Regions from separate parts of the Homo sapiens genome. Here region 2 is linked to region 1. The links are chromatin loops, found by intact Hi-C in ENCODE. Cell type or tissue: natural killer cell. All regions are shown on one strand. Links, peaks and the distances in the headings refer to the core of each region. The heading gives the core; the rest is flanking DNA.

Region 1 (14,854 bases), core at 4,770-12,769:
CCTTATCTCAATCAAGTTGACATATAAAATTAGCCATCACACTTCACTTGACAGTTTTAAAATTAGGTTGTTTTTTCCAAATGACAAAAAGCAGGAGCAAACTGCAAGTGCTCCTGCAACACATCTAACAAGAAAGCCTTATCTGACTTTTATGAGGTTCGGTATAATGCCCAAACTGCATATTTCAAACTCTTGCCATCAGATTCACCTAAGAAGACAAAAGATCTATTGCCTTTGAACCTACATTCCCAAAGCGTGCAACATGAACTTGCCTACATCCAAGGGGTAGGACCTTCTTACGTAGTGAATTCCCAAAGTGTTGCTGAAATTATGAACAGTGCTCTGCCTCATACTGACAAGTGAAACCTCTATCTCTGATTGCCCAAAAATGTCTAATGAAGCTATAGCATCACTACAATTTGGAATAGACACTTAATCCAGAATTGAAGAGATATAGATAAAAATGAACTGAGTGCAATGCCAAGAGATAGGATAAATATGGCCCCCTCCAAAAAAAGATCCTAAGTCCATGACAGTGGTGCTAGAGATTTCTCACAAAACTCCAAGGAGTAAAACAAGAAACTATAAAGACAGATGGAGAACCACATGTTATGGTACATCATATAAACAACGAAGAGATGGTAGTCAATTGTGTAAGAATCTCGAAGTTGTTGGGTTCAAATAAAGAGAATTATGAAATGAAATAAGTATCCAATTAACACAGGAAATAATATGAACAATGGGGTTAGGAGAACAGAGATCAATGTAAGAGATGTTTCCAAAAGTAATGATGTTGTCATGGAAGTTGGCAGATGATCAAATTATCAGGTATGTAAAACTGATCATGAAGGTGTTCCAAGGAAATTACTCTAATTGTTTCATCAATATTGAACCCAAAATTAAATCAACCCAAACATAGAAAAGGAAAAAAAAAAAGGCAAAAGGCACAGTGTAATGATGCTCTCTTTACTCCTTTGGAAGGGATTGATAAAATTGCAACTACTTCTTGTATAAAGAATCATCCATTTTATAGATGACTACAAATTCAATCCTAAACCTTCAAATACAATGAAAAGAAAGTATGTACTGAGAGCTGGAATGACTACTCACCTAGGCCAAAGTCTCACCTAGGAATGAAGCATCAGGCACACAGTGCACTGAGCATGGCTGAAGGTGCATTGACTAATCTTCTAAAACCTACTCCAGAATGAGAGAGACTGGTACAACTCCATTTGTGCTAAATTTGGAGATATAAACAATATTTTGGAGTTAAAACCTAGAAGTTTTCAAATCTACATAAAAAATCAATTTCTTTTTTTTCTTGCAAAAGCAGAAAAGATGAGAGGACATTGGCACCTGCCAAGAGTGTTGATGAAATGGGGTACTTCCCTGGCCTCTTTGCAGGAGTTGCAAAGGGGTTGGCTTGTTTACTCAGCCCACAGCTCTCAACCCCTCATGGGAGGGGAAACTCACAGGTGAGTGGGTGTAGGGATCAGGATGAGGGCTTCTGTGTGCCAGCAGGAGTAGAACTCTGTGCTGCCCCATGGCAACATCTAGGGGAGTTCCCATGACCCCTCAAGCCCCAGAGGGTGAGTGTTACAGTGTGCTCTTTTAGCTTTTCTATCCACAGATGACAAGTATTTAACAGCTCAGTGGAGGGTCAGGGTGACAGCCTTTTGGACCTGCCTTCTTGGTACCTCAGTTCTTGTTTAGCGTCCAGGAAGAATCAGGTCATGCAAACAAATTGAAGGGTAGTGAATGTGGAGGATTTTATTGAGGGATGGAAGTGGCTCTCAGCGGGATAGGGAGCTGGAAAGTGGATGGAATGGGAAGGTGGTATTCCCCTGGAGTTCAGACAAACTCTTCTCCGAGGTCCCACCATCAAGCTGTCCCTCTGAGCTCAAACTGCTTCTCTCTGACATCCGGCTGCTTCTTCTTTTCTTTCTTTCTCTGTCACTCTGCTATTCCGCTGCTCTGCTGCTCTGCCACTCTGGTGATGGGGCCTGTGGTTTTTATGGGTAGAGGATGGGGTGTGGGGTGGGCCAAAAAGCAACATGTGAGTGGGAAAGCAGGAAATGCATGTTCTCATTTTGGTCTGTGATCCCAGGCTTGAGGATGTGTGGCTCTTGCTTGGGACAGCCCTCTTCTGCCCAGTATTTCCCTGCTTCCCACCCATATCACCAACACTGCTCCTAACCCTACTCAAAAGGTACATTAAAATATAGAGGTGGAAAGTTATATGCTGCTTCTCTCAGAGCAAACCCTTTCTCTCTTATGTAAAATAACTAACTTTCCTCCACAGCATAATTTAAAAAGAAAACTAATGATGACATTAGTCAGAAATCTGTAGACATCTCTACTCCTCTAGTAACTCTGAAAACTGGGTCTGCTAATGAGTTGGTAGCATTAAATCTGAAGACTGAAAGTTTTCTATTCTGTTCCTTCTCTTTTTACCCTTACTTTAGTGGAACAGTAAATTTCAGTAAAATCAGTGAAGGTGTATCTGCCAAGGTTCCAATCAACACAGAGGAAGAGAAGACTTGTTCTATAACTAAACTAGTAGACAACCCAGAAAAATTATCTCTACTTATAATAAACAGAAATCCTAATTACTGCATCCAACTACCTGACCATCATTCATTTTTAAGAGACAGAATTTTTAACGTTCCAAAGTTCTCACCCAAAAGAGATCTGACAGTTTCTGACTGCAATCCATTCTGGAGAAGTTGCTACTAAATTGAATAGAGTAAAGTTATTGTTCCTTTAAATACAATATCTATGAATGGACAATCAAGATTTATGTCCCTTAAGGCATAAGACAGCTGTTAAATGTTGTTCCTCCATTGTACTAATCAACTTCATACTACTGGAGGATATTTGTAAAAAATATTTATATATACACACATACACACACACTCTTAAAATAATTTGTGCTAGGTTATTTATTTATTTATTTATTTATTTATTTATTTATTGAGACAAGGTCTCACTCTGTTGCTCAGGCTGGAGTGCAGTGGCATGATCATAGCTCACTGCAGCCTCAGCTTCCCAAACTCTGGCGATCCTCTCACATCAGCCTCCCAAGCAGCTGGGACCACAGGCATGTGCCATTATACCTGACTAATTTTTGAATTTTTTGTAGAGACAGAGTTACACCGTGTTGCCAAGGCTGGTCTCAAAATTTTGGGGTCAAACAATCTACCTGCCTTGGTCTTTCAAAGTGCTTGGATTATAGTTGTGAGCCACTGAGCTCAGCCTGTCCTAGGTCTTTTAATGTCAAAAGAACACTTGCCCGCATATATATATATATGTATACATATTTGTCATTTCTTTGTCTTAAAACTGGAATATCCTGCTTTAAAACTTTAAGACAAAGTGTAAATGATTTTCTTTTTTTAATGAGAAATAGTCACCTTTTGTCAATTTTATTTGCTGATTTTATTGACTTGCGTATTCTACAGTGGAGACCTCAACATATTCTATGTATTGTGTTTTAGTAGCAAGGTGAACATATGTATGATATTTTCCACCTTAATGTTACTCTTTAATTGAATACATTTATAAGTTACATTAAAGCTTATTTTATGTTGAAAGAAGGAGCTAGAAAACTAGTGATGTTAAACAATGTGTTAACATTTATTTTCAATGATGAATCATTTAGTTTACAAGACATATCTTGTATTTTCTTTAGGTAATTGCCAAATCAGAGTCAAATTTATGGTAAGTTCATAGTACTTTAATATTTTATTAATATGAAATACTTGATTTTTACATCTTTAGAATTTTAATTGCACAAGGAGAACTTCCAATAAATATTTTCTGTATATAATTATGACACTTTCTTCACAAATATTACATATTCTATGCTCCAAGGCCTTGAACAATTTCTTGTGAAAATGTTGCTGCATTGTCACAGTTATTTCACAATTTTCATATAGAGAGGAATAGGGATTAAGTTATGTTCATTTGCTTTTTTTAACTTTTAAGTTCAGAGATACATGTGCAGGATTTGTAGATTTGTTACATAGGTAAACACATGTCATGGAGATTTATTGTACAGATTATTTTATCACTCAAGTATTATGCCTAGTATCCATTATTTTTTAAATTCTCTCCCTCCTTTCACCCTCTGCTGTTTGGTAGGCCCCCGTTTTTGTTATTTCCCTCTAGGTATCTATGTGTTCTCATCATTTAGCTCTCACTTACAAGTGAGAACATGTGGTATTTGATTTTCCATTCCTGTGATAGTTTGGTAAGAATAATGGCATCTAGTTCCATATATGTCTCTGCAAAGGACATGATCTTGTTCCTTTTTATGGCTGCATAGTATTCCATGGTGTATATGTACCACATTTTCTTTATCCAGTCTATCGTTGATGGGCATTTAGGTTGATTTTGTGTCTTTGCTATTGTGAATAGTGCTGCAATGAACATATGTGTGCGTGTGTAGTTATTATAGAACAATTTATATTGCTTTGGGTATACGCCCAGTAATTGGATTGCTGGGTCGAATAGTAGTGCTGTCTCTAGGTCTTTGAGAAATTGCCATACTGTCTTCCACAATGGTTGACCTAATTTACACTCCCACCAACAACGTAAAAGCATTCCTTTTTCAACACAACCTTGCCAACATCTATTATTTTTTGACTTTTTAATAATAGCCATCTGACTGGTGTGGGATGGTGTCTCATTGTGGTTTTGATCTGCATTTCTCTAATGATCAGTGATATTGAGCTTTTTTTCATATAATTGTTGGCCACATGTATGTCTTCTTTTGAGAAATGTCTTTTCATGTCCTTTGCTTACTTTTTAATGAGGTCTTTTTTTTTTGTAAATTTGTTTAAGTTCCTTATAAGTGCTGGATATTAGATCATTATCAGATGCATGAATTACAAAAATTTTATCCCATTCTGTAGGTTGTTTACTCTGTTGATAGTTTCTCTTGCTGTGCAGAAGATCTTTAGTTTAATTAGATCCCATTTGTCAATCTTTCCTTTTCTTACAATTGCTTTTGGCATCTTCGTCATGAAATATTTGCCTGTGTCTATATCCTGAATGTTATTGCTTAGGTTTTCTTCTATGGTTTTTATAGTTTTGGGTTTTACACTAAAGTCTTTAATCCATCTTGAGTTGATTTTTGTATATGATATAAGGAAGGGTCCCAGTTTCAATTTTCTGCATATGGCTAGCCAGTTCTCCCAGCACTATTTACAGGGGAATCCTTTCCCATTGCTCATTTTTGTCAGGTTTGTCAAAGATCAGATGGTTGTAGGTGTGTGGTCTTATTTCTGAATTCTCTAATCTGTTCCATTGGTCTATGTGTCTGTTGTTGCACTGGTACCATGCTGTTTTGGTTACTGTAGCCTTGTAGTATAGTTTGAAATTGGGTAGTGTGATGCCTCTGGCTTTGCTGTTTTTGCTTAATATTATTCAGGCTATTCAGGCTCTTTTTTATTCCATATAAATTTTATTCCATATAAATTTTAAAATAGGTATTTTTCTATTGAATCTGTAAGTTGCATTGGGAAGTACGGCCATTTTCAAGATCTTGATTCTTCCTATGCATAAGCATGGAATGTTTTTCCATTTGTTTGTGTCTTCTCTGATTTCTTTGAGCAGTGGTTTGTACTTCTCCTTGAGGAAGCCCTTCACTTTTCTTGTTAGCTGTATTCCTAGGTATTTTGTTCTCTTTGTAGCAATTGTGATTTGGCTCTCTGCTTGCCTGTTGCTGGTGTGTAGGAATGCTAGTGATTTTTGCAAATTGATTTTGTAACCTGAGACTTTGCTGAAGTTGCTTCTCAGCTTAAGAAGCTTTTGGGCTGAGATGATGGGACTTTCCAAATATAGAATCATGTCATCTGCAAACAAAGACAATTTTACTTCCTCTCTTCCTCTTTGAATATGCTTTATTTCTTTCCCTTGCCTGATTGCCCAGGCCAAAACTTCTAATACTATGTTGAAAAGGTGTAGTGAGAGAGGTTATCCTTGTCTTGTGTCAGTCTTCAAGGGGAATTCTTTGAGCTTTTGCCCATTTAATATGATATTGACTGTAGATTTGTCATATATGACTCATTATTTTGATGCCTGTTCCTTAAACACCAGGTAGATTGAGAGTTTTTAACATGAAGGGATATTGAATTTTATTGAAAGCCTTTTCTGCATTTACTGAGATAAGCATGTGGTTTTTGTCTTTAGTTTTATTTATCTGATGAATTACATTTATTGGTTGGTGTATGTTGAACCAACCTTGCATCCCAAAGATGAAGCCGACTTGATCGTGGTGAATAAGCTTTTCAATGTGCTGCTGGATTCAGTTTGTCAGTATTTTGTTGAGAATTTTTGCATATGATCATCAAGGATATTGGCCTGAAGTTGTCTTTTTGTTTGTATTTCTGCCAGGTTTTGGTATCAGGATGGTGCTGCCCTCATAGAATGAGTTAGGGAGAAGTCACTTCTTTCAAGTTTCTGAAATAGTTTCAGTAGGAATGGTACCAGCTTTTCTTTATACATCTGGTTGAATTCAGCTGTGAATCCATCTGGTCCTGGGCTTTTCTGGGGAGGTTGGTAGGCTATTTATTACTGGCTCAATTTCAGAACTCATGGTTGGTCTTTCAGGGATTCAATTTCTCCCCTGGTTCCGTCTTGGGAAGGTGTATTTGTCCAGAAATTTATCCATTTCTTCTAGATTTTCTAATTTATGTGCATAGATGTATTTTATGTTCATTTGAAAAAGCTGAAGGGTTAATTGGAGTACCAGAAATTTTAGTTTTAATTCTAGTAAAATGACTAAATAAAATTACGATGTAGGCATGCAGTAGATACCAGTTTAAAGTTCTGGCAAATCTCACCAATCTAAAAATTATGAAGGATAAAGATTATAAAAGTTTTATACAAAATTAGAAGTATTAGCATCTAAAATTACATAGTAATTTTATCATTTTATTAGAATTAAAGCCAAGATTTCTTAAATGTTTACACATACATTTGATATGGGAGTGCTGGGAAGGGAAGAACATGGTCCCTTTAAATGATATGCAGTGGGGGAAGGGAAGTGCTAGGTAGATGAGGGTGTGGTCTCTGGCTAGGGCTCCACTTCTGCCCTACTGCCATGAGGTTGGAGCTCCCCAGCCTGCCTGTCTGTGTATGCTCCCCTAGAGATTTGAGCAGTGGGGCACTGAAGAAGCAAGCCACACCCCCATCACATGCCCTGCAAGGGGGCAAGGGAACTTTTCCCATTTCAAATGGGGGCTTTTCCAGGATCTCAGAAGTTGAGTATGAGCAAATACAAAACTATGGGGTCTGCTTTTCTTCCAAAACCCTGCCACTTCTCTTTCTGTGGGTAAGATGCTCTGTTTTCTCTTTGTCTCTTTTCTCTCTCACATGGTTCAAAATGGCTATCTCTTTCTTTATAGTGTTAAGAGTTTTGTTACAGGCTGCAGCAATTTTACTAAGTAAAATGAGCATTTGGCTCAGTCAACAAAGATGCAAGTCAGACCAATTGTTCCTGGAGGTGCCATGTATGCCTCCATGTCGACAGCCACAGGTACACATGGCTCAGGGCACCTCCCGTTACCCTTTTTCCTCCCACTTCGGGTGCCTGGGTGTGCCCACAGCAGGCAAAGGCCAAGTTCAGCAGCCACGAGGAGGGTGGGAGGAAGCTGGGGCAGTAACCAGGACTGTACAAGGTGCTTCTTACCTGCCGTGCCAATGGAACATTCCCTCCCCTGGCCAAGGAATTAAATCTGGTCTGAACTGGGGGAAGAATGGGAAAGTTATAAGGATTAGGAGGGCCCACTTGCACTAAGCAAGTGGTTCTTCCCTCAGAATCTCTCCCATTTTTGCCCCTTAAGCTATTTTTCTGTTTTTTAAGTGAGAGGGCTCCCCATTCTAACACTGTTTCTGATAGGGAAGTTAACGGTGAAACGACCCCTGCTGGCTGAGAACTGCAAATTCAGCAGGGCATACTTGAGACTCTCTAAATGGACACAAACAGCTTCTGAAACGCCTTTTCAGTCCCAAACTTGATTCCAAGCTTCAGGCTGAGGTCCTAAAAAGGAAAACCAGGTCTGAGGGATCCAAAGCCAGGCAACGGGCACAATATAAATGGGCAGCCAATTTCTGCCAATTGAAACCTCCACCCCATGGAAGGAGGCCTTGCTTCGTGACATAAACAGGCCCAGGGAACTCAAAGTTTGCCAACAGCAGGGAGAAAAGAAGGCATAGATAAGGGCAGTTAACTCCTATTCTCCGGATTTTCTCTACTTCATGGGTACCTACCGCATTGGTACCTATGTCACTTGCCAAGGTCAAGGTCACTGGGTCTCAGGGACAAAAGGTGGAAAGTGAAGGGGGACACTGGCTTTCTCTCTCCATCACACCCTGAGTATTTGCTGAAAGAAGAGAATGATGGACACCTCTGTTCCCTGTCTTTCAGAATGGGCAACCAGTTCTCTTCACCACTTCCAGCTTATACTCCTCTGGAGTGTATCCTGAACCATTGGGACGGCTTTGACCCTCAGAATCTGGAGGAAAAACACCTCATAGCCCTACGCACAAAGGGTTGGCCAAATTATGATTTACAGGAAGGACTGAGTTGGCCTCAGGAAGGAACCATTCATTTCAATACCACTTGGCAGTTGGAACTTTTCTGCAGACATGAGGACAGATGGTCTGAGGCCACATATATGCAGGCTTTCTATATCTTGCAAGGCAATCGAGACCTTGGCTAACAATGTAAGATAGATCTAGCCCTCCTGTTTGCCATCTTAGGGAAGGCTGCAAGGGGCAAGCCTAGAGAATTAAAGATATGAGTCCCAGAGGCACCCCCAACAGGGGAGCCAGCTCCCTCAAGCCCTGCTCCTCCAGGTCTATCCCAACCTCCCTATCCAGCTTCAGCCTCTCACTTGCCCCCTCCTAGAAATCCTCACTCTAAACAAGCCCCAGTCTCACTCCTGCCCCTCCAACAGATGCCCAGTGAATTTGGGCCCAGTAAGGTCCAGGTCTCCTTCTCCCTACAGGACTTAAAGCAAATTAAGGAGGATATTGACAGGTTTTCAGATGACCCTTATAGATAGAGGCTCTCCAGAATTTCACCCAAATATTTGAACTCTCTTGAAAAGACATTATGTTACTTTTGAATCAGACCCTGATGGACACTGAGAAACAGTCCACTCTGCAAGCAGCAGAGAGATTTAGGAATGAGCTTTGTATCACATATAGCGTCAGGGAAGGGGACGAATATTCTCCAACTGGAAGAGAAGCAGTACCAGTGAATGACCCTAAATGGCATCCCAATGATGAGATGGAAGACTGGAGAAGCACACACTTTCAGGTGTGCATAGTGGAAGGCTAGTATAAATTTATTACTCAGGCAGCTCCTGATATCAGGAGGAAGTTGCAGAAACGATCCCTGGGATCAGCTAGTACATTAGAGGACCTCCTGAAAGTGGCTACCTTGGTCTTTTATAATACAGACAGGGAGGCCCAGGAAGAGAGAGGAAATACGCAAAAGAGCAAAAGCTTTAATGGCCACCATGCAACCCCACAAACCCTAGAATTCCCAGGGTACACCTGTTAGTTGCTAAAGATATTTCAAGAACAGTTATCTCTCTGGTAAAGTTTATTTGCTCCTGTGCAAGGTTTCATTTCTTTCAACAGAGTGAAACAACTTGGGGTACAATGTTATTGTTAGTATATTTTCTTCTTATGTCTGTAATATTTGGCACTAAATTCTTTCCTTTAATAATACACATGTTTAACCCATGCATACTTAACCTTATAAAACTTGTTTTTTCTCTCATGCCTGGAAGCCATCAAACTCCAAATGTTCAGGCAACCAGAGCCTCAGATGATGGCTCCGCTTTGCTAGGAACCCCCAGGTAGACCTCTCGGAAGCATCCGACAGCAGTTTACCCCAAAAGAATGCCCCCTGTCAGTGGGAAGCAGCTAAGACCAGTCATTGTCCATATTCTCATGGCAGTTAGATACACCTCTTCAGAGAGGGGAAATAATATGGGAGTGCTAGGAAGGGAAGAACATGGCTGGCTAGGGCTCCATACCCTGGCTAGTCCTGGCTAGGGCTCCACACTCACGGACCTAACTGAGAACAGGTATTTCCCGCCCAAATGTTGCATTTCCCAAGACCACCCTGGCCTGCCATGCCCCCATCCTGTGCCTGCAAAAACCTGAGACCCTAGCAAGGCAGATACAGAAGCAACTGGACATCAAGAGGAGCACATCAGCGGAGGAACACACAGGGAGAGGAACACATAGGTGGCTGGACATTGAGAGGAACACACTGACAGGCACCAGCATGCTGGTAGGCCACTGACTGACAGAACAATGCAGAGTTTGGCTGGGGCAGCTGGAGGACAGTCTGGGCCACTGAGCAGCCTGACTTCAGGGGAAAACCATCTCCCTTCTGACTCTCCCATCTGCTGGTAGCTATTTCCACTCAATAAAACCTTGCACTCATTCTCCAAGCCCATATGTGATCTGATTCTTCCAGTACACCAAGGCAAGAACCTCAGGATACAGAAAGTCCACTGTCCTTGTGATAAGGCAGGGGTCTAATTGAGTTGACTAACACAAGGCACCTAGAGCGGCTAAACTAGAAGAGCAAAACTAAAAGAGCACACTGTAACACATGCCTACTGGGGCTTCAGCTGCAAACATTCACCCCTAGACATTGCTGTGGGATCTGAACCCCACAGCCTGCCCGCCTGTAAGCTCCCCTAGAGGTTTGAGCAGGGAGGCACTGAAGAAGCCAGCCACACCCCCATCTCACACCCTGCAAGGGGATAAGGGAACTTTTCCCATTTCACATTCAAGCCAGAACTGTTAAGAGAAACAATGGGTAATTTTCTGGCTTATACTTATTCTGGGTTCCAGAGAAGGTTGGTGTTCTGTTTCTACCTTCAGAATTGCATTGGCTACTTAATCTAAAAGCTTTGGTCAAACAAGCTGATTGTGGAGTTAACTGCTCTTCATTAAAGCTACTTAGAGCTTTTCCACTTCATATTATTAAGCTTCTGTGAAAATTTTGCTTTTGCCTGGTTTCAGAGAGTAAGTTATTTAAAAAAAAAAAAAAATCTCTTCTTAGTTTTCACCGTACTCAACTATCAGTAGAATTTCACATACTTGATTGCTTCCTCCCTGATATTCTTTCTTTAAAAGAAACCCTCTCCCCACCCCAGATTATTATTATTTTTTTTTTTTGCAGTGGTCCTTCTCAGCTTTCTTTTGTGGTTCCTTTTCCTTTTTCCACCCCCTAAAGTTTGGAATACCCCAGTCCTTGTACCTCTTCTTATCTGTGCTTACTTCCTAGGCAATGTCTTCTGGTCTCATCTATGGGCTGCTTACAATCACATTTATTTCTCTAGACCTAGCCTCTCCCCTGACTTCCAGCCTAAAGTATCTAACTGGATTCCTGACATTCCTACAATGATAGTTAATAGGCACTTTACACTTAACATGACTCAAGCTGAAAGCCTAGTCTTTACTTCATGCAAGCTTCTCCCTCAGTATTATCATTATCGAATACATCTTACTAGTTGATTTTCATTTCATATTACCTATCCAATACATCTAGATAAATTTAGAGTATATCCAGATATTCTCTACCTTTTGAGGCCAGTTTAAGACCAGCTTGGGCAACATAGCAAGACCCTATAGCTTACTTTTAAGGTAAAGATATATCTACCTTAAAAATAGCTGCCAACCCAAACTAAGCCATTTTCATTTCTCACCTGATTATTGTGATAGGCTCTTGACCAGTGTCCTTGTACTTGTCTCCTCATCCCCATAGTCTATTCTGCACACATTATTTAGAATGAATTTATAAAAATGTAAGTCTAACGATGTAAGTCTTTATGGCAAATTTTCAACTACCTATCTCACTCAGTAAAACGTGAAGGTTTCCCTGTGGTTCACAAGTTACTATATGATGAGGCTCCCATGTACTCCTCCAAACTCACATCTTCCTATAGTTCTTTTTAGTGCCTGTTGCACCATAATACTGTTCTGCTTTAGCCAAGCATGAACAATGCAATCTACAAATGAAATCTTTTTATTTCTTTCTTTACAATCCGTATGCCTTTTATTTATTTTTCATGTTTTATTGCACTAAATAAAACTTCTATTGTGATATTCAATAAAAGTGGCAAGAGTGGCCACCTTGCCTTTTTTCTAATCTTAGGGAGAAAGCATTCAAATCTTTCCCCATTAAATATGAGGTTATCTGTAGTTTATTACAGATAGTCTTTAACAAATTAAGGTAATTTCTCTTTTATTCCTAGGCTTCCAAGAGTTTTAATCATAAATGTTTGCTGAATTTTGCCAACTTCTTTTTTTAATCGATTGATAGAATTACATAAAGCTTTTTTATGTAAGTACAACTATTAATAAAACCCAGAATCAGAAGACTAAAAAGGACCCTGCCATCTATTGAAATGTTTAGACAAATTAATAACTATATGAGAAACAAAAACTATATTGTAGCAGGATGAGCCGCAGACAAAACCTCTCAGACACCAAGTTGGAGAAGGAAGGACTTTATTCATCTGGGAGCATCGGCAAGCTACTGCCTCAAAATCTGAGCTCCCCGAATGCACAATTTCTGTTCCTTTTAAGGGCTCACAACACTAAAGATTTCACATGAAAGGGTCGTGATTGATTTGAGCAAGCAGGTGGTACATGATAGGGACTGCATGCACCGGTGGTCAGAGAGAAACAGAACAGGGCAGGGAGTTTCACAATGTTCTTCTATACAATGTCTGGAATCTATGAATAACATCGGTTTCTAAGTTATGAGTTGATTTTTAACTAATTTTCAACTACCTATCTCACTCAGTAAAACGTGAAGGTTTCCCTGTGGTTCACAAGTTACTATATGATGAGGCTCCCATGTACTCCTCCAAACTCACATCTTCCTATAGTTCTTTTTAGTGCCTGTTGCACCATAATACTGTTCTGCTTTAGCCAAGCATGAACAATGCAATCTACAAATGAAATCTGGTTTAGGCCAGGCAGGCCCAGGCCTGGTTTCGGGCCTGGTGCTGGGCTGCCTGTCTTTGGTTTTACTTTCTTGTTGTTTTTTTCTTAAAACAGGTACTGAGTATAAAACAATATAAAACAATATGAGAGGGTCTCTCTCTTCCCTCATTTCCCCCATTTGAGACTCTCACTTTTTATTAGGGGAAGTTCTCACTCTTATTTTTGCTACTTATGTCTTTTTGTGCAATAGATCGATAGTGATTTATATAGTATGCTTGTGCTGAAGCATTTTGGTGAACTAAGGTAGCGACAAAGTTTTTTACCATTTGGAGAAATACAGGTGTCAGACAAGGGAGCAGTAAGCAAGTTCCTATTACTATTATTACTCTTATTGGAAGAGTTTTAAATCTTCTTATTGCTGGGAACCAATTTCCAAACATGGCTCTTGGATTGAGTCCGTGCCACACTTGCACGGGTACATGTGCCAGTTTTGTTATATCTTTAACTATGTCTTTAACTACTTGCCTTTGATTATCTATGTGTAGACAGTAATTAGTAAGGTTAAATTTCTTATAGACCTCTCTTTTAGCTGCTAGCAAGTAGTCGAGAGCCAATCTATTTGATAGATAGCATTTCTTCATAAGAGTCTCTTGCCAGGCAAAAACAGTCAAAGCTCAACTGGTTTTATTAGTAATAATTTCTAAAACAGCTTGTAACTGTATGATTCGGTTGAGCATGTAGATGGGGGTTTGATATCTTCATGAGCCATCTTGTGCATAAGTGGTGGGTCCATAGTATTGTATGATTTTTTCAGGAGGCCATTCATTATCTTTCTAATCACCTATGGCTATGCTTCTTTTTTCACGGGAAGCACAGACTGGGAAGCCCAGAAGTTCACCTGTTTTTATGGGCAGTAAGAAGAAAGATGGCTTAATGGTGCCAATTACACAGCTACCTGTCCACTGATCAGGCAGCTTAGCATAAGCTCTGTGTCCACATATCCAGTATAACCCAGTGGGGGCCATCCAGTCCTGGTGGAATTCTGGGTGGGCCTAAACAGCCTGCAGCTTTGGAAATTTACTGAATGGATTTCTTTCTGTGTAATTGGAACTCCACCATGTAACTGTTTTTGTGGTATCATTATACAGCTTTTGCCTAAGACAACTAAGCTGCCTTACAGGATGAGTGAATCCTTTTCCTTCTCTAGCTATACAATACTGTCTAATAATTGAGACTTTTAGAACTTAAAAATTGTCAGGGTGGTTCTTTTGGGCTGGAAATTCATCAGGAACTGGGTCTGTAGGAACTAATTCTCGGGCTACTTATGGCCATTGATCTCTTATTACAGTTTTTCTACAAACATAACATGAAGTGACATTTAGAGACTGGGCTACATGCTTGGCTAACTGCAAAAACAAATTTCCGGTTTTTCCTGGAGTCTCTGGTACTGGCACATTTAGTTTATCATAGAAAGTCTGAAATACTGGTTCTGGAGAGCATCTTTGAACCTCTCCTTCTATTAGGATATTTACACTAGGATCTAGTCCTTTTCTATCAATGTCTAATGTTACATATTTTCCTTTATTCTACTTTGGGTCTGAGGGATTTGTGATTATCAATTCTAAAGGGCTGCAGCTCCTCCTCATGCAGGAGGGGCTGACTTTTCCTTTTTTGGAGCCAAACAGGATCTTTTTTATCTTCTTTCTAAGTAGCCTAAATGAATGACACAAGACCAGTATTGACACATCTCACATAAATATGATTCTTGACAGATGTACTTATTTTCTGCTGCGTAACTTTTTTTCTAATCTAGAGAACCGCATCTTAACCTATGCTGTTTACTATTAATAGCAGCACAGGC
Region 2 (16,118 bases), core at 3,357-11,356, 200 kb before region 1:
GCTTCCTGCTGTTCATCATCAAGTTGAGATACACATTCCAACCATAAATCTTCAGGAGTCTGTACTTGAGGCACGACATCTTCTAGGCGTTTGGCACAGGGATCTTCATAGTTAATAGTCCCATTAATTTTTTCTTCTGCAATTATTCTGATTATTTTGGGAAAATTGGAATTATTTGGACCAATTACAACTGGGTGGTTACTTTCAGTTAGGTCACAGAGAAAACTCAAAGTCTGAATAGCTTCCTCTTTATCTTCATGCAGTGGAAGCCATGATAGCCAGTATGAAAGAACTTCATCTACATTTACACAGTTAGGCTTAAACTTCAAAATCTTCCCTAGTGCTGAGATACAGTTCTCTGTAGCAATGACATTTTTTTTTTGTTTTGGAATTTGCACACTTAATAACTTTTACCACAGTGGGACAGCTTCTGAACATAAAGAATGATAATCATCTCCACTAAGCTGTGCCATGACACCCAGGCCATAAGCAGCAGCTTGCCTGACTTCAGGGTTGTTATCTCACACATTTAGTAGCATTGGCCACCAAAAATAGTCTACATATTTAAATGAAGTTGGACTACATATTTAAATGAAGTTGGATTGCAGTGCTCTGCGATGTCATCAAATATGCACAGTCCCCACTGTCTGCCTAGCCATGGCCTACTTGAACAAATTAGATTTACAATTAATGGAAGTAGTTGTTCAAATCATGGTAAAATCTTTTCCTTATAAGTACTAAATAATGTGTGCAAAATATCTGATACTTTGGTCAGAATATAAACATCACATTCATCCTCATCTTGCAGAGACATCTCAACCTTTTGATCATAGTTTTCTTCCTGACTTTTAACCTGTCACAATTCTTCGTTTTTAAAGTGCCCTTCAAGTTTTGCTCTCAGTGTCCCTCCCAGTTCTTCCAAGTATTCATCATTAAGGCAATCATCTCCCATAACTTCAGTGAACTTTGCAAAAGAATTCATTATTTCTGAGAGCACATCTGTATCTGGTTCAGTACCAATAGCCTTGATTAAGGGGTTACGTATGAATTGCCACATCTGTGCAAGATACTCTGGGCCACAAATTCTTGCACATTCCAGGAGAAAAGGCATGGACTCTGCTGCTGCCACTCGAACATTGTCTTGGAAATAAAATTTCAGTAAAGGAACCATCAGCTTCACAACTTGTTCTGTATAGTTCACAAACCCTTCCCTTAACTCCTTAGCATAGTAAACCAACATCTGGCAAGCAGTTACTTTTGCTTCAAGTCCTGAAGTTTTAATTCCAAAACGCTGTTGGTCTCCAAGATTTACATGTTGCCAGCCATCATCATCATTCATATTCTCCACATCCTGTGTGTCTAAGAGAGCAGCATGAGGTTTAGCTGAAGCAGTCTTAATAAGAGGCTCGATAACCAGGGAAAGCTACTGTTGAAAATCTTTTCCAAGAATTTTACACTTTCTAGCCCATGCTGAAACCATGTAAGAGGTCTGGGGGTCATTATCTTCCGTATTATTTAAGTCTGATTGTGTCTTCAACAAGAGCTGCATCACATTTGATGCATCTTACATAAATTTTTTCTTCCCAACAGCAAGACCAATATGGCTAATGCACGCAATAATTTTTCCTCTCAGAAGCTTGAGTTCCTTCTGAACAGCAAGCTCAATGATGTGCTTTAGTGAGGGCATGAATATATCATAATATGGGACAAATTTTTCTTCTATTGTATCTGCAACCGATGCAATGGTTGCCACAAGTTATTCCAGGGCCAACTTAGTTCCATTCCGAATCAACTCTTCAAGCTTAATCACCAAGACAGAATGTAGATTTTTCACCATACTATCCAAATATAGAACTAGGAATGATTTGGGGCAGTCTTCAATAAAAACAGTAAGAGCAGAAGCTGCATGTGATTGCACACGCTGATTACCTTGATTTTGCATGGTACGTAACAGAGCTGGAATCACTGTTTCATGAAATGTCTTTTGGAAATTGGGTGCAAAATCTGTAGCCATCTGTCCAAGTGTAGTACAGGCTGGAGCCCTTACCCTTAGATGAGGATCCTGGGATATTTTCACAGATTTCCTCTGCTTGCCTCCGCACCATACAGCTTGGATTGATCAGGTTCTTCAGAAGCTGATAAAACTCTTTGCTTTTCTGACAAGTTCGCCAGCACCCCTGTGGACGTGGTCACCGCCATTATGCTCTGTCAAAGCTACCATGACTGGGAAGGAAAATAAGTAATTTTTAAATTGCGGACAACACATATATTAACAAGAAAAATAACACTGTAAATTAAAGTATGAAGAACAATGAGCACCTCTCCCCTCTAATCCGTTCATTTCGTGAATACTTCCCCAGAAGCAACTACTTTCAGTCCACTGTGTTTCCTATAAACCAGTAGTGAGGTTCAGAAGCTTGATCAGATTCAAGTTCATTTTTGGTGGGTGCAGTAGGCAAGAATATAATGTAGGTAGTGTCATGTACTTTTCACAGAGAGCACTCTTCCTCTCTTACTGAGATGTTAGCAGACATTGACAATAATTACTTAGATGCATTGTTTCTCTAAACCATTCTTTCTTAGCCTTGGCACAACTGAAATTTTGGGCCAGATGATACTTTGCTGTGGGGGCTACCCTGTGCATGGTAAGAGTTTAGCAACATCCCAGGTCTCTACCTGGGATGTAGCACCATCCCCTTCCTATTTGTGATAGCCCAAAGTGTTTGCAGACATTGCCAAATGGCAAAATTTATTGGCTAATAAGTTAAAAAGTGATAAATTAGAATTTTGCCACTCTTAGAATAGTGATTCTCAATGAAGGGTGATTTGAGATATTTTTAAAAAGATTACCTAAATCCTATTATCCCCTCTAAAAAATTAGCAATAATCCACTGAAATCTGCCAGTCAATCATGCTCCAGATTAACTCAGGGGTTTTATTTCTGTCTTCTCTAGCATAAGACATGGTTGAGAGGGGTGTGTGTGTGTGTGTTGTGTGTGTGTGTGTGTGTGTGTGTGTATGTGTATGTGTATGTGTATGTGTGTACTTAAGCCCTAGCCTAGTCATTAAGGCCCAGCTCCTTCCCATTCCCTCTCAAAGCTTCTTGACACTTTAAGGTATAGTATTATCTTATCCTATAATCAGGAACTCCAAGACACCTTTTCCTATAGAGGAGAGCTGGGAAAACTAGCTGAGGTTGGTAATAGTTTATCAGGGAGGTAGGGGATAGGTGGTACCTACATGAATCAGGCATCCGTGGACAAAGTAGTCTGTTATTAATATATTGTAATACAGTACAGTTTCCTGCCTGGACACACCCTCTTCATTAGCATTTGAAAGAATTAGTTCCTGAAAACTCATATATAAGAGCTCTTATTTCCTTGATCATTTTAGGGAGACCAGTGGCAGCTATAAACAGATGTGAGTCTCAAACAATAAAATGCTTTAGTTCAAAAACATGGTTGTATAAAGTGGTATCTTTTGGGTTTTTGGCCATTTCACAGTGGTGAATGCTCTGATCACTTCCGGGAGATGTGCCAGGAGAAACAAGTCATTCCTGTTCTACTTTTGGAAAAGGGACTGGTTTCTCTGTGATATAGTGAGTCACTACAGTAGCTGCATTACTGGAAATTAAAAATGGTTTATCTGGCCATGTGTTGTGTCATAAGGCCATCAAACACGTGGCTCAGTATTGCTAGGGAGCACTTTTAAAGAGTAAGCTTTATTTCCAGAATGAAGATACTATCTGCTTTTTTAGTGTCCCCTACAAATTTCAAGACCTCAGAGCTATGACTCCAAGAGTAACATATGTGAACATAGGAAGCTGGGCAAGGCGGTGGGCTAACAAGGGTATTTCTTCATAAGTGACAGTAGCAGCATCCGTGGATGGCTGAAATGATACTGTTTAAAATTGTAGGATATACGACAAATACCTTTGCCACAAGAAACATCTGCTAATGAAGTGTTGCATGCCTGGCCCCGGCAGTTGATAATGGGCCTGGTGTCATCACTTGGGGCACTATTTGGGTTTGGGGACAAAGAAAGAAAGGAAAGTGCCCAGAAATCACATGGCTTGTTCATCTTTCTGTGACTGGAAGGGACTCAAAGGATCTTTCTAGTCTAGGTGTACTAAAATTAGAGCAAACCTCTGTGTGATCATAAAGGCATGGTGTCATGTGTCTGTGGCCTGTGGACTGCTGAGACAAGTTGAATTTTTCTTACAAGATCAAGCCTTGAGATGAAACTAAGTTCAAAATCTGCGTAGATGGTGCAAATAAGGCATCAGTCTACAGATGCTGAGCAAGAAAAAAGGATTGTGTTTGCCTGGACCAGCAGGAAAATGATAAGTGGCAGAAATAAGATGAAAGGCTCAAAGCAGAAGTTGTTTTGCAGAAACTGACTGAGCTAAAAAAAGGATGTCTCAGACAGTCTTCTTCTGGTTGTTGTGGCCTTAGATGTTGTTAAGAAGGTGCCTTTAAAGGCTTCAAACTGGCATAGATACTGATGCAGGCATTGTATCTACTGCAAATCATACAATTTCAGAAGGGACTTTTTAAAGCAATCATTGCCTGTACTAGTAAGAGAATGAGAAAGAGATTTCTAGCAAATAACCATGGCCTATCAGAGCAGTCACTACAATGTTTTAGGGAGGATAATGCTAAATTTTGCATTTTAGAAAATTTGCTTTGATGCCAGTATAGAGAAAGAACAAGCAAAAGCAATACAGGAGAGAGAGACTGGATAGAAAAAAATAGAAGATGTATGAGGGAAAAAAGATAAGCTATTGATACAAGGAATAGCAACAGGAACAAATGTGATAAGCTGGAAACAGAAAATGTTAAAAAGATACAATTGAAAATATTTTATCAACAATTGAAAATTATAGGAGAAGGAAAATAAAAAGTCTAAGATGTCTCTAGATATTTGACTTCAGTGACTAAGTGAATGGTTGAGGTATTCACTGAGATAAATAAGAGAAAGAGAAAAAAAAGGAAGGTTGGGCACAGTAATAAATCATTCCAATTTGAGGGTTTCTGTAGCATTTTTATTATAAAAAATACTCAGGATGATTAATTCTATGGGCCTGAGTTTTCAGAGATCTTCGTGGGCAGGAGAAACAGAGTTTAGGCTCATTAGTATATTAATGGTACATGTCATACACTCAACAGGAATAGATGAAACCACGCAGGAAGTGCATACGTACGAAGGAGAGCGGGGGTCCCCATGATAGAAGCTTGGCAAATGCCATCAAAATGGATTCCCAAATTTACTACATGCTTCCGAAATGTATTTTCTTCCTCTTGTACAGATTAAATTGCTTGATCCAGACAACTCTCCAATCCCAAATGAAGTTGTCCAGTTGCATCTGAAGGACAAAATCGTGGGAAACTACACCACAGATGTAAATGGCATCGCTCAGTTTTTCTTGGACACATATACGTTTACATACCCAAATATCACTTTGAAAGTAAGTTAAACGAAAGGCAAGTAAAATAAAAACAAACAAGCAAACAAAAAACTGCACTGGCTCGCTAAGGTTTAGGTCTGTGCGAAATTATATTTATGGAACAGAAATGAAAAGTTACACCTTGGTGTGAATCTAGAGTACTGAAAAATAGTTAAATATTAAGAATATAGGCCCTATGAAAAGTAGGTTAAAAATTATTTTAAGAGTCCCGGGAAAAGACAGAAGGATAGCATACATACTAAATTGTATAAAGGAGAATTAGCTGAAAATAAGCAACGCTTCACTTTTATTAAGGAAATAGAAAGAGAATTGTGTTTTTATAGAAGGAAATATTTGAGAAACCCTGTAATCTATTACCTTGGAATAATGTAAAGAATTTCTCTGGATATATTCAAGAGAGAAGTGAACTACTATCTGTAATAATTAAATATCAATCCTTCCTAGATATTTTTAAAGGACTCCTCAGACTTTTTGTGTTGATAATGGTAAATTACTATGGTCAGAGTAAACTCCTTGCTGTATTTCATAAAAACTTTCCCATCTTTCAGCAAAACTTCATATTATGTTATCAGTAGCAAGGTAAACGTTTGCACTCATGGGTTCTTCGTATTATAGTGAGGGAGATATAGCAATCTACATGCTAGCAAAAGTAATAATTATAGTAAAGAATACAGTAAAATATTTAATGTAATATTATTGAAGTAGGACTTGAATAGACTAAATTGTAAAAACCATAGTGGTCGCTCTAGAGTATAACTAGAAAATGGGGAATTGGGTTAGATTTAATGTAGAATGGCTATAAAATCTTCTTGCAGAGATAAAGCAGCATGATGATAAACCATCTTATCAAATATTCTTTCACTCATCCTTTCTCTTTATCCTAAAATACCCGTAATTTTGATTTTTTGTCTAGGCAGCCTACAAGGCCAATGAAAATTGCCAGGCTCATGGCTGGGTGTTGCCTCAATACCCTCAGCCCGAGTACTTTGCATATCGATTTTACTCCAAGACGAATAGCTTCCTAAAGATTGTCCAAGAGATGGAAGAACTGAGATGCAACCAGCAGAAGAGGGTGCTAGTGCACTGCATTCTCAATATGGAAGACTTTGAAGACAAAACCTACACAGCAGACTTCAATTATTTGGTATGAGCTGAAAACATTCTTCCACAACCAAAATTGTTTCTTTTCTTTAAAACTTCTTTGAACCTAATGAAATCCCTGTACCTATATGCCACGAGGAAGCTCAAAGTTAACATAAATGATAAAACTTATATAACTGGTATCTATTTTTAAGAAAGGAGGGAAAAGGCCATGCCACCACAACCCATATGCACTCTGTCATTCTCAGACCCTTTCTTCAGAGTTACCCATTTCTATTTGGACATTGCTGGGATCAAACCAGAGTTCTGATATGTACTAGCTTTGTGTTACTTTTTGAAAGCCACTTAAACCCTAGAGAATCTTAGTTTTTTGTAATATATTGTCTAATCATCAAGATAATTATTTAATAATACATATAAAGCCCTTTGCCCAACTTCTGGCACACAGAAGATATTAAGTATTAGTTTGATTTTAATATATTGCTATTATGGATTATTTTACACTGTCTAAATAGATGCATGATACTTCATTGAGATTTATGAAGATGATATAAAATTAATGAAACATGAATTAATTCAATCAGCCAACACTTATTGAATGTTTTTCATATTCCAGGTGCTGTATTAGCAATTGTCACAATAGAAGAAATAGAAAAAGTATAACTGGGGACAAAACATATATTAGAATTACGTAAGTGTTACAAATGAAACATGTATGGCCACTGAGGTGTTACAGAAAAATGAATGATTAACTTTAGCTAGAGTTTAGGACAGTGATTATCAGAGTATATTTCCTAGAGTAGCAGTATCAGCATCACCTGGGAATAATTTAGAAATTCTGGGAATAAGTGGCCAGGTGCAGTGGCTCACGCCTGTAATCCCAGCACTTTGGGGGGCCGAGATGGGCGGGTCACAAGGTCAGGAGATCCAGACCATCCTGGCTAACACGGTGAAACCGCGTCTCCACTAAAAATACAAAAAGAAATCAGCCTGGCATGGTGGCGGGCGCCTGTAGTCCCAGCTACTCAGGAGGCTGAGGCAGGAGAATGGCATGAATCCAGGAGGCGGAGCTTGCAGTGAGCGGAGATGGTGCCACTGCACTCTAACCTGGGTGACAGAGCAAGACTCTGTCTCAAAAAAAAAAAAAAAAAAATTCTAGGAATAAGTTAGAAATCTTGTCCTCCGAAGCACATTAAAATTTGACAACCACTAGTTTAGGAAAAAGATATATGCGTATATATTTACATTTATATGTATATACATATTTTTAAGGAAAAAATACATAAAGAGAATATGCCTAAATAGGGTTTTGTGGGATGAATAGGAGTTTTCTGGATGATTAGAGGATATGAGAAACACATTTAAGCTTATTTTAGGAAATAATATAAGAGGTCAAAGATGTCTGAAGTGTATTATTCTGAGAACTAAAGGTGTTTGAGTCTATCTATGCGAAGAATGAAAGTAGTACCACATGATTTCTCACATTTTGCAAACTTAGAATTCTGGAATAGTCTTTTGATACTTCTTTTTTTCATGCTATTTACTGCGTCACCAATTTCTATCACTTTTTCATTATATTATCTCTTGCATTTTTTCTTTCCTTCATCATTTCCATAAACATTAAAATATTTCAAACCAGCAAGGTATGGACACCAAACCATCAGAAAAGGTATGAGTCATAATTCCACTGAAGCCCTTAGCTAAGCCAAGCATGGCTCATTTAGACTGGGGGCAAAGTGGTGGGAGTGGGAGGAGCTGGTTGTGGAGGAGAGGTTCTAGGGCAGCAGGGAGGGGACTCTGGGGAGCTCAGGGAAGTGGCTCTTTGCCAACCGGTACAGAAATCCTTCAACATGTCAACAATAATACTGCCGTACTGGGGTGTGAGAAATACCAAGCATCCTTGAGTGAGAAGCTGAACCTCTTTTTTTTTTTTTTTTTTTGAGACAGAGCCTCGCTCAGTCGCCCAGGCTGGAGTGCAGGGGCTCGATCTCCGCTCACTGAAAGCTCTGCGTCCTGGGTTCACGGCATTCTCCTGCCTCGGCCTCCCGAGTAGCTGGGACTACAGGCGCCCGCCACCACGCCCGGCTAATTTTTTTGTATTTTTTTAGTACAGACGGGGTTTCACCGTGTTAGCCAGGATGGTCGCGATCTCCTGACCTCGTGATCTGCCCACCTCGGCCTCCCAAAGTACTGGGATTACAGGGAAGCTGAACCTCTTAACTAGTTTTTATAAAGACACTCCCACATGCTCCTGACTTTTGCCTTCTTTTCTGGCCACACCTCTGCTCGACTTAATACCCAGTACTTCCCAATCCAGAGCTGAGCCATTTTGCAGGTCTGTGGTGTGAATTGATTTACTTGTCATCAGCTTCCCTCTTGAAATAGCTTAGGTTTGCCCCCCTCTGATCTGATAAGGCCTTTACAATTACTTTACCTCATTTCCATTTTAAATGAGTCTGCTAATAGCCTTTTTCTTCCTCTCTCCCTACTTCCTTCCTCCCTCCTTTTCTTCTTTCTTTCTTTATTCTGGAAATCTAGAGTGATTTTTTTAAAAAGCAATTAGGATTATTTATTTCAGTCCCCTAATTGAAATACAGTTAATGACTGCCTATTTCTATTAAAACAAATACCAGACTCCTTTCTTTTGCCTGCAACTCTGTATCTGCTCTGCACCTGTGAAGCTCGCCCGCTTCATTTTGCATCATTCTACACTTCAGCCTTCTTCATTGCAGACACAGAGGGCTTTCATTTTCTTGGACAAGCCATGTGCTTTTCTGGCTCCGAAGCCTCCCACAGGTTTTCCCTTCTGCCCATAATAATCTTCGTTCCCATTTGCTACCGCGGTTCCCAACCTGCCTGCACCTGATTTTCCAAGCTGATTCCTCCTCAGCGTTCATCTCTTGGCTTAAATGAAACTTTCTAATCTCCTAGACAATTCCAGTCTTCTACATATTCTTTCATAATAGGCTGGGTGGACTTTAATTCTGCCTAGCAGGGTACACATCACAGAGAGAACCCTCAATATCATATTTTAGAATGAATGGATAGAGCCTGAATTAATTTGATTCTCAGGCTTTCAGTAAGTAATTTGATACTCAGTCTTTTAAGCTTTTTTCTTAATTGTGTGACCTGACAAATATCAGTACCTCTGTGTGTCTCTTCAGTTTACTCATCTGTTACGAGAGCTGGCTTTCTGTTTTGAGAAGTCAGTGAGCTAATATAGCCAACAGTGCTGAGACCTCTCAGGCTCATTAAACTTTGAGCTTTATGCCTTTTTGCAAATGTTCTAGTTCCCAAAACAATATTTTCCAGCTAGTTGAGGCTCAGTTCTTTTTTTATGAACTAATAACCCAAACTTGGCACTTCAGAGATTTAAAGCAATTTTAATATTCAGTGAAATATTAAACGGACTAGGAGTACCAGCTCCTGCAATTTCAAGCTGCAAGATCTTATGGAAGCTTTAAATTTTCTGCAAGTCTCAGCATCTTTTAAAATAATATTCTAAAACTGTAATTTAAAAATTCAAGGAGTTTGTACTAGATTTCAAGTCTCCAGCCTTTGTTTGCACTTTAGAGATCATAACAAAAGTCTGCTGATGCAAATTTGCACACAGTTGCTGATAAAGGTGAAGTGAGAGAAGCTTTTTTCTGGAGCACCCCCAGCTTGCTACTTTATTCTCTTTTCTTTAAATTTTGGGTGGAGATGGATGAACAGGCCTTGCTTATACCTTGCATATCAAACACACCTTTCAGAAAACCAGACAAGCACTGGGAGACTCTTAATGCCTTTGTGTAACTTTGTTTCACTGAACTAAATAAATTTAGATGTAATTTAGCATTTGCAAATATGAATAAAAAGTTGTTTATTGGTCTTAGAAAACTGTTTTGGAATGTGGAACATTAAATTGCTTTATAGCAAGTTTATCTGTGACTCCTAAATTCTCTTGAATATAGCTATTAGAGTCATATGCTTGTTTACTGGTAACCTGAGTTTACTAGTAAACATGTCAATAGTATTGCTCAGACAAGAAAAGGAGGTAAATCACATTCGTTTATAATTAAATGAAATTTAGTTTCTATCCTCTAAACTTTATGATTATATTTTCATTTTCCTAGGTGATTTCAAAAGGTGTAATCATTCTTCATGGGCAACAGAAAATTGAGATCAACGAAAATGGTGAGGCCTCTAATTTTAGCATATAATTTAATACAAATAGAATGCTTTAATTGGGATATATTTTACATTTTTCTTTAAAAGTCACAATCCTCCCATTTTAGGACTGTTTACTGCCCCCTAAACTACCCTTGGGGAACATGTAAAGACATGTGAATAGGCACAATGCCAAATGAAAAAATAATTACTTAATTAATAGTGCATTAATTATATTCCAAACACTACTATAATGGGAAAGGGCCATTGTCCTTCCCTTTCTTTTCCAAGAAAGACAGGTAAGTATTTTTACATTCAAACAAGAAGGGATTTTTAAAAAGAAACAAAAGTAGACTGAAGTTTGACGTAATAAGAAATGTTCAACTATTTCTTTCTTTTATAATTTATGGAATAGGTTATGAACTCCTCCTAGAAATGCCTTATAAATTAAATTTGGTGGGTTGGGGCAGTCTCTTTGGCAGTGGGTAGGATGGCTAGAAACTCAGTGGAGGGTTTCTGCAAGATGACAGTCAGCTATCTCACCAAAGCACTTTTTCGGTTTGAAATTTTCTTTTCACAGGGAGGAAGGGCATATTTTCCATTTCTATAGACATTAACCCTGAATTAGCGCCCTCAGTAGATATGCTTGTCTATAGCTTGCATCCTGGAGGAGAAATGGTCACTGATAGCACCCAATTCCGAATTGAGAAATGCTTCGAAAATCAGGTAGGTGCCAAAAATGATTCTTTTTTAATTTGGGGGAAAACTAAGGAGAACTTAAGAGACTGTTGGGTTTAAACTCCCAATTTTTCATAGAATTGCAAAATGAAAAATAAAAGAAAGCTATGGAGAAGTTAATATGTTGGATGATTGAAGAGTAGCAGGATTATAGCATTCACTTTGGATGTTGTTCCAAATCCGGTTGTTCCTAATAATAATATTATTAGGTGGGTAAAGCACAGAAAGCCCTTTTAACTTATGTGTGTTTTTAAAAAAGTTAAGAATAGTCTAAAAGATGATTCTTCTCATATGGCTTGCCGTCCTTTTGCCCTTTTATTTTCATTTTCAGGTCAACTTAAATTTTTCTAAAGAAAAAAGTTTACCAGGATCCAATATTGATCTTCAAGTCTCGGCTGCTTCAAACTCTCTTTGTGCTCTTTGGGCTGTAGACCAGAGTGTATTGCTACTAAGGAATTATGGTCAGCTGTCAGCACAAACTGTGAGTGATTAAAACCATCTTTGTTTACCACCAACAGTATAGTTTTATGTCTTTACCTTTGGATAAAAACAGGATACCTTAAATAAACTAGAGGAGAAAGAAATTGTCCAGAGTTCTAGGCATAAAAAATATTTTAGGTTAGAAATCATGTAAAATGACTCTACTCCAATTATACTGATTCTCTTATGGAAAAAATGACCAACACTTTTAAAAATAAATAACAATTGCTAAAGGTCTACTATTTGACACTTGCTCTACTGAGTATTCCCGTATCTATTATTTAATTTTATTCTCATATTAATAAACCCTATAGAACTAATGCAGTATTCCCATTTTGATTAATGTCTAATCTTAGGCTCAGGGAGATTTAGTAAATTAACCGAGAACATTCTCTAACAATGTCCTTGAATGAGTCCTCAAAGAGTATTGAGCAGTGCCTTTATCTGGAATGTATTAAAATCCAGTTGAGCCTCATGGACTTTTTGTTAGTTTTAATGTGATTTAGCCAGCAATTATTTAACTGATTAAATAGTATTTCAAAGTTTTTACAGATCTAAGATCCTATACTTTCTCAATATGTGTTTATTTGGTATAGGTATGATGACAGTTCTACATAGGATATTCATAGGATTATATAGGTTATTTATATACTGCTTGTGGGGAAAAATGAATTGTTTTCTATGAAAAAATACAGTTGACTCTCTTCTACCATCTAGGTGTATAGTCAGCTATATTCCAGGGAACTACATGGCTATTACTTCAGAGGACTTAACTTAGAAGATGGCCTTAAAGTGCCGTGTCTTGAAGATGAACATATCCTTTACAATGGAATTTATTACACACCTGCATGGGCTGACTTTGGAAAAGATGGCTATGACCTTGTGAAGGTAAGGCAACTAAGTCTTAAAATGGTGAATATATGTGACAATATATAAATAAATAGAAATATTCATGCTGTGGGTTTTTAATCTCAGAATTCTTAGAGTACAAATTTACAATTAGTACTAATGTCTGAGAAATAATATCTCAAATAATGTTGTAATAGCAAAAAGACTTAATAAAGTTCTTATTATATTATAGTTATAATTATATAATAGTTATAATATTATAAAGCTATAATAGTTATTCTATATAGTTATAATAAATTATAAAGTTATAATATATTTTTTAAAGTTGTATTAATATAATTTTATTTAAAAGTTATAAAGTTATAAAGTTATAAGGTTATTATAATGTTATAATAAGGTTAAGTTATAAGGTTATTAGAACTTCATTATAAAACTATAATAATATTTTAAATAACTAATAATATTATAATATTAGGAAAAGAACTAATATGTGAGGGAATTATCAGCTTTCCTGACATAATATTATGTACATTATATACTGGTGTCTAATATAAATCCCCATTTTGCTCTTACGTCTACCCTCGAATTTGATTTCTACTATTTTAAAGTATTCTACTATATTTAAAGTGTTTATAAGTGAGATACTATCCCTAGTTCAACAAAAATGCCAAATTCAAAGTAGTGAAAGTATAGTGGGGTATGATATGAGATGTCTTTTTTTGTCCTCTCTTATTTAAAGGTTTTCATCAACAGCTCTTAATTAGGAAAATAGAGCAAAAGCCATTAGAATTAGAGAAACTAAGGAACTCAAAGACATGAAATTTAGGAAACGTCAGTGAAGTATCTCTAAATATATGACAATCAGAGATGGAGAAAGAAATAAGTGGAAATTGAAAATATACATAGAACAAAAAACCAGTCCAGACTGCTAGTCTTATGTTGTTATGTGATCTAAAATTGATTTTATCTTGAAAGGCAACAGGATTAAAGATTTTTACCAACTCTCACCTCCGGAAACCAGTATTGTGCAAGGATTCTAACCATCTTGACTCTACTGATTACATACCCTTAGGTAAGTCACAGTATAATGCGAAGGGCAGGTGACAGGTTATAATCTCTTAATGCTTTTAAACTGATTGGGAAAAGAGGGGAGATGATTATTTTCTTTTGCTTTGTCTTTTAATTCATTTAATGTGCCTGTCATGTCAGATGCTAGAAATACAGTGAGAATAATGCAGGTAAATCTTTATATTCATGAAGTTTACATTGAATTTGGGATGCAGACAATATACAAATGGCTGCATATTGTCATTTGTATATTTCTTGTGTTGCTGTAAAGAAATATTTGAGGCTGGGTAATTTACAAAGAAAATAGGGGCTAAGTGCGGTGGCTCACACCTATAATCCCAGCACTTTGGGAGGCTGAGGCAGGCAGATCACCTGAGGTCAGGAGTTTGAGACAAGCCCGGGTAACATGTTGAAACCCTGTTTCTACTAAAAATACAAAAAAATAGCCAGGTGTGGTGGCGCACGCCTCTAATCCCAGCTACTCGGGAGGCTGAGGCAGAAGAATCACTTGAACCCAGGAGGCAGAGGTTGCAGTGAGCCAAGATTGTGCCATTGCACTCCAGCTTGGGCAACAAGAGTGAAACTCCTTTTCAAAAAAAAAAAAAAGAAAGGAAGAAAATAGGTTAAATTGCCTCACGGTTTTGCCAGCTGTACAGCAAACATGGTGCTGGCATCTGCTCGGTTTCTGGGGAGGCCTCAGAAAACTTACAGTCATGGTGAAAGACAAGGGGGAGCAAGTGTCTCACGTGGCCAGTATGGGAGCAAGAAGAGGAGAGGCGTCACACACTTTTAAACAATCAGATCTCACAAGAAGTCACTCACCATTGCAAGAACAGCACCAAGCAATGAAGGGTCTGCCCCCATGACCCAAACACTTCCTGCCAAGCCCCACCTCCAGCACTGGGGATAACAGTTCAACCTGAGATATGAGGGGACAAATATTCAAACTATATCAATGGCATAATTTCAGATGGTATTAAGTGCTCTGATAGTTAATCTTTCCTGAATTATTGCTACATACCAAGCAACATTCTAAGCATTTTACAAATGTCAACCCATTTATTCATCACAGTCTATAGATTAGAAGCTATTATCTGCAATTTATCAATGAGAAAAATGAAGCTTAGGCAGGTTAAGTAACTTGTCCAATGCAACAGATGCTAAGTAACAGAGATGGGATTATAATCCAGACGTTCTGATCCCAAAGACCATGTTTCTCTATCGTGAGTTACTATCTCTCAAAGAACTACTGTAAGGAAAATAAAACAAGATAAAGGAAAAGAGCAGAACATCAGGATGCTATTTTATTTATTTTTATTTATTTATTTTTTATTATTATTATAATTTAAGTTTTAGGGTACATGTGCACAACGTGCAGGTTAGTTACATATGTATACATGTGCCATGCTGGTGCACTGCACCCACTAACTCGTCATCTAGCATTAGGTATATCTCCCAATGCTATCCCTCCCCCCTCCCCCCACCCCACAACAGTCCCCAGAGTGTGATGTTCCCCTTCCTGTGTCCATGTGTTCTCATTGTTCAATTCCCACCTACGAATGAGAATATGCGGTGTTTGGTGTTTTGTTCTTGCGATAGTTTACTGAGAATGATGATTTCCAATTTCATCCATGTCCCTACAAAGGACAGAAACTCATCATTTTTTATGGCTGCATAGTATTCCATGGTGTATATGTGCCACATTTTCTTAATCCAGTCTATCATTGTTGGACATTTGGGTTGGTTCCAAGTCTTTGCTATTGTGAATAATGCCGCAGTAAACATACGTGTGCATGTGTCTTTATCGCAGCATGATTTATAGTCCTTTGGGTATATACCCAGTAATGGGATGGCTGGGTCAAATGGTATTTCTACTTCTAGATCCCTGAGGAATTGCCACACTGACTTCCACAATGGTTGAACTAGTTTACAGTCCCACCAGCAGTGTAAAAGTATTCCTATTTCTCCACATCCTCTCCAGCACCTGTTGTTTCCTGACTTTTTAATGATTGCCATTCTAACTGGTGTGAGATGGTATCTCATTGTGGTTTTGATTTGCATTTCTCTGATGGCCAGTGATGGTGAGCATTTTTTCATGTGTTTTTTGGCTGCATAAATGTCTTCTTTTGAGAAGTGTCTGTTCATGTCCTTTGCGCACTTTTTGATTGGGTTGTTTGTTTTTTTCTTGTAAATTTGTTTGAGTTCATTGTAGATTCTGGATATTAGCCCTTTGTCAGATGAGTAGGTTGTGATAATTTTCTCCCAT

The links. A loop is a pair of places that touch in the nucleus more often than their neighbours do. Peaks named below come from ENCODE experiments on the same cell type or tissue, not always from the same donor. Only the 100,000 strongest peaks of a DNase experiment are listed, where the experiment ranks them.
Region 2: a loop joins it to region 1, with 12 times the contacts of the local background. A loop is called at or near these places in 2 of 110 quality-filtered maps.

What each region holds. Positions count from the first base shown.
Region 1 is chr12:9,700,438-9,715,291 of GRCh38, forward strand. LINC02390 (long intergenic non-protein coding RNA 2390) reads left to right here and starts at 2,947. Exons shown (of 2, transcript XR_931347.3): 1 at 2,947-3,720; 2 at 8,435-10,481. It also overlaps a transcript of CLECL1 not described here. RefSeq lists enhancers at 1,735-1,784, 10,279-10,368, 12,783-12,952, 12,963-13,012, 13,063-13,112 and a silencer at 7,112-7,211. In natural killer cell, for the core only: CTCF peaks have their summits at 7,969 (motif pointing left) and 8,168; DNase peaks (open chromatin) are centred at 5,834, 7,119 and 7,934; H3K27ac peaks cover 1,270 bases.
Region 2 is chr12:9,506,376-9,522,493 of GRCh38, forward strand. It overlaps the pseudogene OVOS1P and the pseudogene LOC100419520. Among named protein-coding and RNA genes, the nearest start is that of KLRB1, 93 kb to the right of the region's middle. In natural killer cell, for the core only: no CTCF peak of the experiment used is centred there; no DNase peak of the experiment used is centred there.